Linked DNA regions of Homo sapiens: region 1 is linked to region 2. Evidence: read pairs that join two places in POLR2A ChIA-PET (ENCODE). Cell type or tissue: MCF 10A. All regions are shown on one strand. Each heading gives the region's core, and the rest is flanking DNA. Links, peaks and the distances in the headings are about the cores only. Region 1 has its middle 870 kb from the start of LINC01809. Region 2 has its middle 980 kb from the start of LINC01815.

Evidence for each region. ChIA-PET counts read pairs that join two places held together with the same protein. Peaks named below come from ENCODE experiments on the same cell type or tissue, not always from the same donor. Only the 100,000 strongest peaks of a DNase experiment are listed, where the experiment ranks them.
Region 1: POLR2A ChIA-PET joins it to region 2 with 5 read pairs; 2 of 35 experiments call an interaction of 5 or more read pairs at or near these places.

The regions. Positions count from the first base shown.
Region 1 is chr2:82,648,122-82,653,511 of GRCh38, forward strand. No RefSeq gene overlaps it. Among named protein-coding and RNA genes, the nearest start is that of LINC01809, 870 kb to the right of the region's middle. In MCF 10A, for the core only: no CTCF peak of the experiment used is centred there; a DNase peak (open chromatin) is centred at 2,110.
Region 2 is chr2:82,448,271-82,453,660 of GRCh38, forward strand. No RefSeq gene overlaps it. Among named protein-coding and RNA genes, the nearest start is that of LINC01815, 980 kb to the left of the region's middle. In MCF 10A, for the core only: no CTCF peak of the experiment used is centred there; no DNase peak of the experiment used is centred there.

The sequences.
Region 1 (5,390 bases), core at 114-5,113, 200 kb after region 2:
CACATGGACCCATGGAGGGGGGAACAACATACACTGGTGCCTGTCAGAGGGGGTGGGGAGAGGGAGGACATCATAAAGAATAGCTAATGGATGCTGGGCTTAATACCTAGGTGATGGGTTGATCTGTGCAGCAAACCACCATGACACATGTTTACCTATGTAACAAACCTGCACATCCCCATGTGCACTCCATAATTTAATATAAAAGTTGAAGAAAAACAAAGCAAAAATGGGAATAAAATGTCTGGCGTTTAAACAAAAATTACCAGATGGTCAGACACAAGAAGAGACGAGAAAATACAGCCTTGCAGAGGACAGAATCTAATCAATAGAAACTGGACCATAACTGACACGGAGAAAGTACACAAAGACAATAAAACAATTATAACTATTTTAAATATGTTCAAGAAACTAAAGAAAAAAATAAGCAGGAAGATACAAAGAAGAAATTATTGGTCTTCTAGAGATGAAAACTATAATCCATGTAAAATATGCTAGATGGATTCACAGCAAATTAGAATTACAGAAGAAATGTTTGGTAAACTAGAAGACAAAGTAATTAAAAAAGGCTAAAAATAAACAGACTCAGTAAGCTGTGGAAAAACTCCAAACAACCTAAAACATGAGTAATTGGAGTCCCCTAAAGGAGAAAAGGAAGGGTAGAAAAAATATCTTAAAATATAACAGCAAAAACATTTTAAATTATGATGAAAAATAAAAGTCCATAGATTCAAGAAACTCAACAAGTTCCAAGCACAAGAAACATGAAGAAAGATACATGAGGAACATGAAATTAAATTAATTAAAACTAGTGAAAAGAAGAAAATCTTAAATGCATCCAGAGAAAAAAAGAGAGGGGAAGACAGATAAGAATAATGGGAGTTTTCAAGTCAGGAAAAAAATAATGCAAGCAAGGAGACAGTGGAGAAACCTATTTAAGATACTAAAAGTAAAATAAAACTTTCAACCTAGAATTTTATGCCCAGTAAAAATACCTTTCAAAATAAAAATGAATAAATAGTTATGATAACGATCTAGCAATTCCAGTCTTAGATATATAATCAAGATAAAATTTTAAAAATACATTCATTCAAAAATTTCTACACAGATGTCCATAGCAGCATTATTCAAAACAAATAAAAAGTAGAAACACCCCAAATACCCATCAACTGAAACTGAGTAAGGGATAAACAAAATGTGACATAGCCATATGATGGAATATTATTCAGTCATAAAAAAAGAAATGATACATGCTAAAACCTGGATGAATCTTTTTTTTTTTTTTTTTTTTGAGACAGAATCTTGCTCTGTCGCCCAGGCTTGAGTGAAAACCTCGATGAATCTTTAAATAAGAATGCTAAGTGAAAGCCAGTTACAAAAGACTGTATATTGAATAATTCCATTTATACAGAATTTCCAGAATAAGCAAACCTATTGAGGCAGAATATAGATTAGTGGTTTTCTAGACCTAGGAAAGGTTGCAAGGAATAAGGGAGTGACTGATAATGGATATGGGGTTTCTTTGGGGGGTAATAAAACTGTTCTAAAGCTGGTTGTGGTGATGGTTACACAACTCTTTAAATATCCTAAAAAATCACTGAATTGTACACTTTAAATGGGTGAATTATATAGTATATGAGTTATACCTCATTACAGCTGTTAAAAATAGAATTTTTAAAGGGTAAAATAAAGACTTTTCATACATAACAAAAATAAATAAATAAAAATGCTTGGGCTGGGCATGGGGGCTATGCCTATAATCCCAATATTTGGGTGGCTGAAGTGGAAAGATTGCTTTGGCCAGGAGTTTGAGAACAGCCTAGACAACGTAGGGAGACCTCATCTCTACAAATAAAAAAATTAACTTGGTGTGGTGGTACATTCCTGTGGTCCCAGCTATTGTGGAGGCTGAGGTGGGAGAATCACTTGATGCTGGAAGGTCGAGCCTGCAGTGACAAAGTGAGACCCTACCACAAAAAAAAAAAAGCAGCAACAAAAATAAAAATAAATTCTTAATTACCGAAATATGCTATCATCTAAGCTTTTAATGAGTCATAATCTTTTCACTTGCAGAAGGTATTGCCTCAGTGTTGATGGCTGCTGACTCATCAAGATGGTGGTTGCTAAAGTTTAGGGCAGTTGTGACAATTTCTTAAGAAAAGACAACAATGAATTTGCTGCATTGACTGATTTTTCTCTGCCTTTCACAAAAGAAAGAGTAGTAGAGATTTCTCTGTACTATGAGATGTTGTTTGATAGCTTTTTATCCAGAGTAAAATGTCTTTCAAACTTGGAGTCAATCTTCTCAAATCCTGCCACTGCTTTATCATCAACTAAGTTTATGTACTATTCTAAATTCTTTGATGTCATTTCAACAATGTTCAGATCATCTTCACCAGGAGTATATTTTGAAACCACTTTCTCTGCTAATCCATCAAAAGCAACTCCTCATCTGCCCAAGCTTTATCATGAGATTGCAGCAACTCAGTCACATCCCAAGTTCGTTTCTAATTATAATTTTCTTGCTATTTCCACCAGATCTGCAGTTACTTCTTCCACTGAAGTCTTGAATCCCTCAAAGTCATCCATGAGAGTTGATATCAACTTCTTCCAAACTATTATTAACCTCTCTGCCCATGGATCACACATGTTCTTAATGACATCCAAAATGGTAAATCCTTTCCCCAAAGATTTTCAATTAACTTTTCCAGATCAATCAGATACATCACTATCTATGGCAACTATAGGCTTACAAAACACATTTCTTAAGAAATAAGACTTGAAAGTCAAAATTAGTTCTTGATCCATGGAATATATAATGGACATTTCACTAGCAGGCATGAAAACAGTATTAATCTCCTTGTACGTCTCTATCAGCACAATCTTGAGTGACTAGGTGCATTGTCAATGTGCAATAATACATCGAAATGCATCTTTTTTACTGAGCACTAGGTCTCAAAACTGGGCTTAAATTATTCAGTAAAGCATGCTATAAACAGATGTGTTGTCGTCCAAGCTTTATTATTCTATTTATAGAGCACAGGCTGAGTAGATTTCAAATAATCCTTAAGGCCCCTAGAATTTTTAGAATAGTAAATGATCATTGGCTTCAATTTACTGTCTCCAGCTTCATTAGCCACTAACAAGAGAAGATTTGAAGCCTCTCTCTGTGAAGCTTTGAAGCCAAGCATTGTTTTTTTCCTCTACAGCTATGGAAGTCCTAGATGACTTCTTTTTCCAATAAAAGGTTGTGTTGTCTACACTGAAAATCTGTTGTTTAGTGTAGTCACCTTGATCAATTGCCCTAGCTAGATCTTTTGGATAACCTGCTGCATTTCTACATCAGCACCTGCTGCCTCATCTTGCACTTTTATATTATAGAGATGCATTATTTCCTCAAACTTCATAAACCAACTTCTGCTGGCTTTAAACTTTTCTTCTATAGCTTTCTCACCACTCTCAGACTTCATAGGATTGAAAAAATTAGTGCCTTGCTCTGGATTAGGTTTTGGCTTAAGAGAATGTTGTCGCTGGTTTGATCTTCCATCCAGACCACTAAAACCTTCTCACTATAAGTAGTAAAGCTATTTTGTTTTCTTATAATTTGTGTGTTAACTGGAGTAGTACTATTAATCTCCCTTAATAAGTTTTTCTTTGCTTTTGCAACTTGGCTAACTGGTGCAAGAGACCTAGCTTTGGAGCTGTCTCTGCTTTCTACATAACTTCCTCACTAAGCTTAATCATTTCTGGGTTTTGATTTAAAATGAGAGCCATGAGGCTCTTCCTTTCACTTCAACACTAGTGGCCATTGCATGGTTGTTAATTGATATAATTTCAATATTTTTACATCTCAGGCAACAGGAAAGCCTGAGGAAAGGGAGAGAGACAGTGAGACACATGGTTGGTGGAGCAGTTAGAACACACACAACATTGATTCAACTTATCATCCTATATGGTTTGTGGTGTTACAAAACAATTACAAGAGTAACATGAAAAATCATTGATCACAAATCACCATAACAGATCCAATACAAATTACCAAAATGTGACACAGAGACATGAAATAAGCACATGCTATTAGAAAAAAATGGCACTGATAGAGTTGCTTGATGCAGCATTGCCACAAAACTTCAATTTGTAACTAATGCAATATCTGCAAAGCACAATAAAGTGGAGTGCAATAAAATGAGGTATGTCTGTATATAAATATTTACAGAGAGTTTTACAGAGAGAGAGAGAGAGAGAGAGAGAGAGAGAGAGTAAACTATAGCTCCCACACAAAAGTAGTAAACAATACAGGTTCTCAACCCAATAATTTATTGAACTTAGTTATTACTAGTTTGCCTCCCATGGCAAAACTGTCCTTCAGTCTGCATTTTGCTTGATAACATTTGCATTTTATCAAAATCCTCCACAGAATATTTTTAATCAGTTTTCCTAGAAATAAATTGATTTTGCCCTTTTACAACCAGTCTCTTCATTGTTTGCTTGTAGGCACATGATTTTTTCTGACTATATTCTCCAAGTGTGTGAGGTATAATGTTACTCTAAATCAACATTTTCAACAAAAAGCTACAGCAGCCTTTTACTGTAGCTCCAAGTGTTAGCTCCCCATAATTTGGCTGATTGGAAAATGTACCACCTTGCTCATTCCAAAATATATTTCACTAGTGTGCAATATACTTTGTCTTCTACAATGTGAAATAAAGAAATTGATATGAAACAAAATGAAGCTCTTACATCCAGAATAGAACAGCAAAATAAATGTAATTCCAGGTGGAATTTGCACACATAAAATAGTCATATGTTTTTACAGTGAAGAGAAAAAGGTTTTTTGAAAAAAAAGTTACTTGATATTGACAGGATTGCTAGCATGATCTCTAAAAACTACTGCAACATTACTTCCTGATCTTTATGTTAATAATGAGGTGATTTATTAACTTAAAATATATATATTAAATTATTTTCATATGCCAAGCTTTATTTTTGATAGCAGGTCATACAGCAGTGAACATAACACGCACACACACAAACAACTCTATTTTTTCATGGAAAGTAAAAACCACTAAATAATTTAAAGATAACTATGAGTAAGAAAAAATAGAAGTTGGGATTAAGTTTAAAATTTTTAATCAACAAGGTGGAACTCACACTAGAAACTGACATTTGAAACTTCTGGGTAAATTCTTCTGCAAAACATTGTTTCTAAAGTCAGATTAAGCCACCCTATGTACATAGAGAGCAGACAGTTCATTTAAAATGAATTACAACAAAAGTCATATTATAACATCCAGGACAAAGCTCTATCTTTTAAGACTATTTTAAAATTAAGGCACTAGTACTATTGGCTATTCTCTTTTTTCATTGATTTTTTTTTCTCAGAAAAATAC
Region 2 (5,390 bases), core at 73-5,072:
AAATATATGTGCAAAATAGTTCCTGAAGGAATAAGGGGAACATAAAATATTTAGAGAAATAATGGTTACGATTTTTCCAAAGTAAATACAAATTTAAATCCAAAAATCCAAGAACCGAAGCAGACTCCAGGCACAAGAAACATGAAGAAGACTAAAGCAAGGCACATCATAATGTAATTGTTCAAAACGAATGAAAAATAAAAAAATCTCAAAAGCAGCCAGAGAAAGAAAACAAAAAAGGAAAAGAACAAAGATGAGAGCAATGACACATTACTCAATAGAGCAGTGCAGATGGGGGCACAGTGTACTGATGGAATGTGTGTGTGTGAATTTGGAATTCACATGCATTCTCCCATGTATACATGAGAGATCTATTATTCAAAATCAAAGGGAATATAACAACTTTATAACAGAGTCAAAAGCTGAAGGAATTAGTCACTAGCAACTTGCCACTATAATAAATATTTAAGGATATCTGTCAGGCAGAAGTAAGACCCACACTAGAAAGAAATATTGACCTACACAAAGCATTGAAGAATACTGGAAATGGTGTGTGTGTGTGTGAGTGTGTGTGTGTGCGTGTGTGTGTGTGCTGAATTACAGGATAGTATACATCCTTTTTTTCAACAGCATAAAAGATAAATATAGAGCATATATTGGACATAAAACTAGTCTTAACATATTTAAAGTGGTTCAAGTTGTATATAAAGTAATTAGAAGTCAGTAACAAAAACAACAGATATCTGGAGAATCCCCAAATAGTTAAAAACTAAGTAGCATACTTAAAAAATCAGTTGAAGTATAAATAAAAACTAAAGTTTACTTTGAACTGAATGAAAGCAAAACACAATAATTAACAATTTGTGAGATGCTCCTAAAGCAGTAAAGGAAAATTTATTACACTAAAGTGAATAATAAAAATGGAGAAGAGTTTCAAATCAATCACTGCAGCTTTCATCTTAAGATCCTAGAAAAAAGAAGAAAAAAGGAAAGACCAAGTAAGAGGAGGAAATGCAATTATAAAGATTAAAATGGAAATCCATAAGATAGAAGAGGAAAAAAAGACAAAACAGTTGGCAAACCTCATGGTAAACTCAGAATAACAACAACAGCAACAACAATACAATGGATACATGAAAAAATAAAAAGTAAGAAACTAAATCATATCACCACAGAAAATCGCCTTCACTAAAGGAAGATAGAAAGAAAAGAAAGAACGAAGAGAAGACCATTAAAAACACCCAGTAAGCATGTAACAAAATGTTAGGAGTAAGTTTTTACTTATCAATAATAAAATTGAATAAAAATGAACTAAACTCTCCAATCAAAAGACAGAGTGTCTTAATGGATAACAAATAATACACATTCGTCTGTTGCCCACAAAAGAACACACTTTACCTACAAAAACACACATAGACTGAAAATAAACAAATGGGAAAAGATACTTCATGCCAATGGAAACCGAAAAACAGCAGGAGTAACTATACTTTTAAAAAGCAGATTTCAAGACAAAATCTAAGAAGAGACAAAGAAGGTCGCTAAATAATGATAAAGGGGTCAGCTTACCAAGAGGATATAACAATTTTAAATATATATGTACCCAATCCTGGAGCACACATATATATAAAGCAAATATGAGAGCCAAAGAGAGAGAGCTAGGCCTCAATGCAATAATAGCTGGAGACTTCAACACCCCACTTTCAGCAGATCTTCCAGACAGAAACTCAGCAAAAAAAAAACAGACTTAATCTGCACTATAGACCAAATGGATATAATAGACATTTAGAAAATATTTTATGCAACAGCTGCAGAATACACATGCTTTTCCTCAGCACATAGATCATTCTCAAGGATAGATCATATGGTAGGTCACAAACAAGTCTTAAAATGTTCAAAAAAACTGAAATAACATTAAGCATCTTCTCTGATCATAAAATGGAATAAAACTAGAAATCAATAACAGAGGAATTTTTGATCCTATACCAACAACATGGACATTAACATGCTCCTGATTGACTAGTGAGTCAATGAAGAAATTAAGAAGGAAACTGAAAATTTTCTTGAAACACATAATAATGCAAACACAACATACCCAAAATTATGGGATCCAGAAAAAGCAGTACTAAAAGGACAGCTTATAGCTACAAGTGCCTACATAAAAAGGGAAAACTTAAACAATTTAATGATGCATCTTAAAGAACTAGAAGAGCAAGAGCAAACCAAACCCAAAATTAGTAAAAGAAAATAAATAATAAATATCAGGGAAGAGATAAACGAATTTGAAATTAAGAGAACAATACAAATGATCAATGCAACAAAAAGTTGACTTTCTGAAAAGATACATAATATTAACAAACTTTTAGGCAGACTAAGCAAAAAGGATAGAAGACACAAAGAAATAAAAACAGAAATGAAAAAGGAGACATTACAACTGATATTGCAGAAATTTAAAGAATTATTAGTAGCTATTATAAGCAACTATATGCCAATAAATTGGAAAATCTAGGAAAACCAAAACACAAATTCCTAGACACATGCAACCTAATAAGATTGAATCAGGAAGAAATCCAAAACCTGAACAGACCAATAACAAGTAATGAGATCTAAGCTGTAATAAAAAGCCTCACAGTAAAGCCATGGACCTGATGGCTTCACTGCTGAATTCTATCAAACATTTAAAGAACTAATACCAATCCTACTCAAATGATTTCAAAGAATAGAGGAGGATGGAATACTTCCAAACTCATTCTGTAAGGCCAGTATTACCCAGATACCAAAACCAAAGAAACATTAATAAATTTAAAAAAAAGAGAGAGAAAAAGAAAAAGAAAACTACAGGCCAATATCTCTGATGAATATTGATGCAAAAATTCTCAAAAAAATACTAGCACACCTAATTCAACAATTTGTTAAAAAGATCATTCATCATGACCAAGTGAGATTTATCCCTGGGATGCAAGGATGGTTCAACATATGCAGATCAATTAATGTGATGCATCATGGCAACAGAATGAAAAATAAAAAAAAAAAACCGTATGATCATTTCAATTGATGTTGGAAAACCATTTGGTAAAATTCAGCATCCCTTCATGATGAAAACTCTTAAAAAACTGCGTATAGAAGAAACATACCTCAACATAATAAAAGCCATATATGACAGACTCACGGCTATTATCACACTGCATAGGGAAAACCTGAAAGCCTTTTCTCTAAGATCCAGAACTTGAAAAGGATCCCCACTTTCACCTCTGTTATTCAACATAACATTGTTCTAGCTGTAAGTCCTAGCTAGAGCAATCAGATAACACAAAGAAATAAAGGACATCCAAGTTGAAATGGAATAAGTCAAATTAAGTAATATGATCTTACATTTGGAAAAATCTAAAGACTCCACAGAAGAAAAAAAAATACTATTAGAACTGATAAACAAAATTTAGTAAAGTTGCAGAATACAAGTCACCATAAAAATTTAACAGCATTTCTATATGCCAACAGTGAATAATCTGAAAAAGAAATTTTAAAAGCAATTCAGTTACAATAGTCACAAATAAAATGGAACACCTAGGGATTAACTTAACCAAAGAAGTGGAAGAACTCTACACTAAAAACTAAACAAATAAAAGTTGATGAAAGAAATTGAAGAGGACACCAAAAAGTGTAAAAAAAATTCATTTTCATGGCATTAAAGAATCAATATTGTTAAACTGTCCATATTAGCAAAGTAATCTACAGATTCAATGCAATCCCTATCAAAATACAAATGACATTCTTTATAAAACATGTATGGAATGGCATAGACCCAGAATAGCCAAAGGTATCCTAAGGAAAAATAAATAAACAAATAAATAACTGGAGGAATCACAGTAGCTATCTTCAAATCATACTACAAAGTTACAGTAATAAAAACTGCATGCTACTGGCCATAAAAACAGACATATAGACCAATGGAACAGAATAGAGAACTGAGAAACAAATACACCACCTACTAATGAACTCATTTTTGATAAAGGTGCTGAAAACATACACCAGGGAAAAGACAGTCTCTTCAATAAATGATGCTGAGAAAACTGGATATTCACATGAAGAATAATGAAACTAGACTCCTATCGCTTGCTGTATATAAAAATCAATTCAGAATGGATTAAAGACAAACCTAAGTCCTCAAACTGAAACTATTACAACAAAACATAGGGGAAAGTCTTCAGGACATTAATCTGGTCAAAAATTTCTTGAGCAATACTCCACAAGCACAGGTAACTAAAGCAAAAATGAACAAATGGGAACATCAAGTAAAGAGCTTCTGCACAACAAATGAAACAGTCCTCAAAGTGAAGAGACAACTCACTGAATGGGAGAAAATATTTGCGAGTTAACCATCTGACAAGAGATTAATAACCAGAATATATGAGGAGCTCAAACAACTCTGTAGGAAAAAATCTAATGATCAGATCAAAAAATGGGAAAAATGTTTTTTTCTATTTCTTTTTTTTTCTTCACTTTTCTTAAAAAAAAGGGGGGGATACATGTGCAGAATGTGCATGTTTTTTACGTAGGTATAATCATCCCATGGTAGTTTGCTTATCTATTGACCCATCATTTAAGTTCCCTCCCCTCACTCCCCAACCCCCCAATAGGCCATACTGTGTGTTGTTCCCCTGTCTGTGTCCATGTGTTCTCAATATTCACCTCCCACTTAGGAGTGACAGCATGTGGTGTTTGGTTTTCTGTTCCTGTGTTAGTTTGCTGAGGATGATGGCTTCCAGCTTCATCCATGTCCCTGCAAAGCAAACAGTCTCATTCCTTCTTATGGCTACATTGTATTCCATGATGTATATGTACCACATTTCTTTATCCAGTCTGTCATTGATTGGCATTTGGGTTCGTTCCATGTCTTTGCTTTTCTAAATAGTACTGCAATAAACATAAGTGTGCATGTGTCTTTATAGTAGAATGATTTATATTGCTTTGGGTATATACCCAGTTATGGGATTGCTGAGTCAAATGGTATTTCTGGTTCTAGATCCTTGAGGAATTGCCATACTGTCTTCCACAATGGTTGAAATAATTTAAATTCCCACCAATAGTGTAAAAGCATTCCTATTTCTCCACAGCCTCACCAACATCTATTGTTTCCTGACTTTTTAATAATTTCCATTCTGACAGGCGTGAGATGGCATCTCATTGTGGATTTGATTTGCATTTCTTTGATGATCAGTGATGTTGAACTTTCTTCCATATGTTTATTGGCTGCATAAATGTCTTATTTTGAGAAGTGTCTGTTCATATTCTAAAAATTGGGCAAAATATTTGAATAGACATTTCTCTAAAGAAGACATACAAATGACAAACAGTCCTATGAAAAGGTGCTCAACATCACTGATCATCTAAGA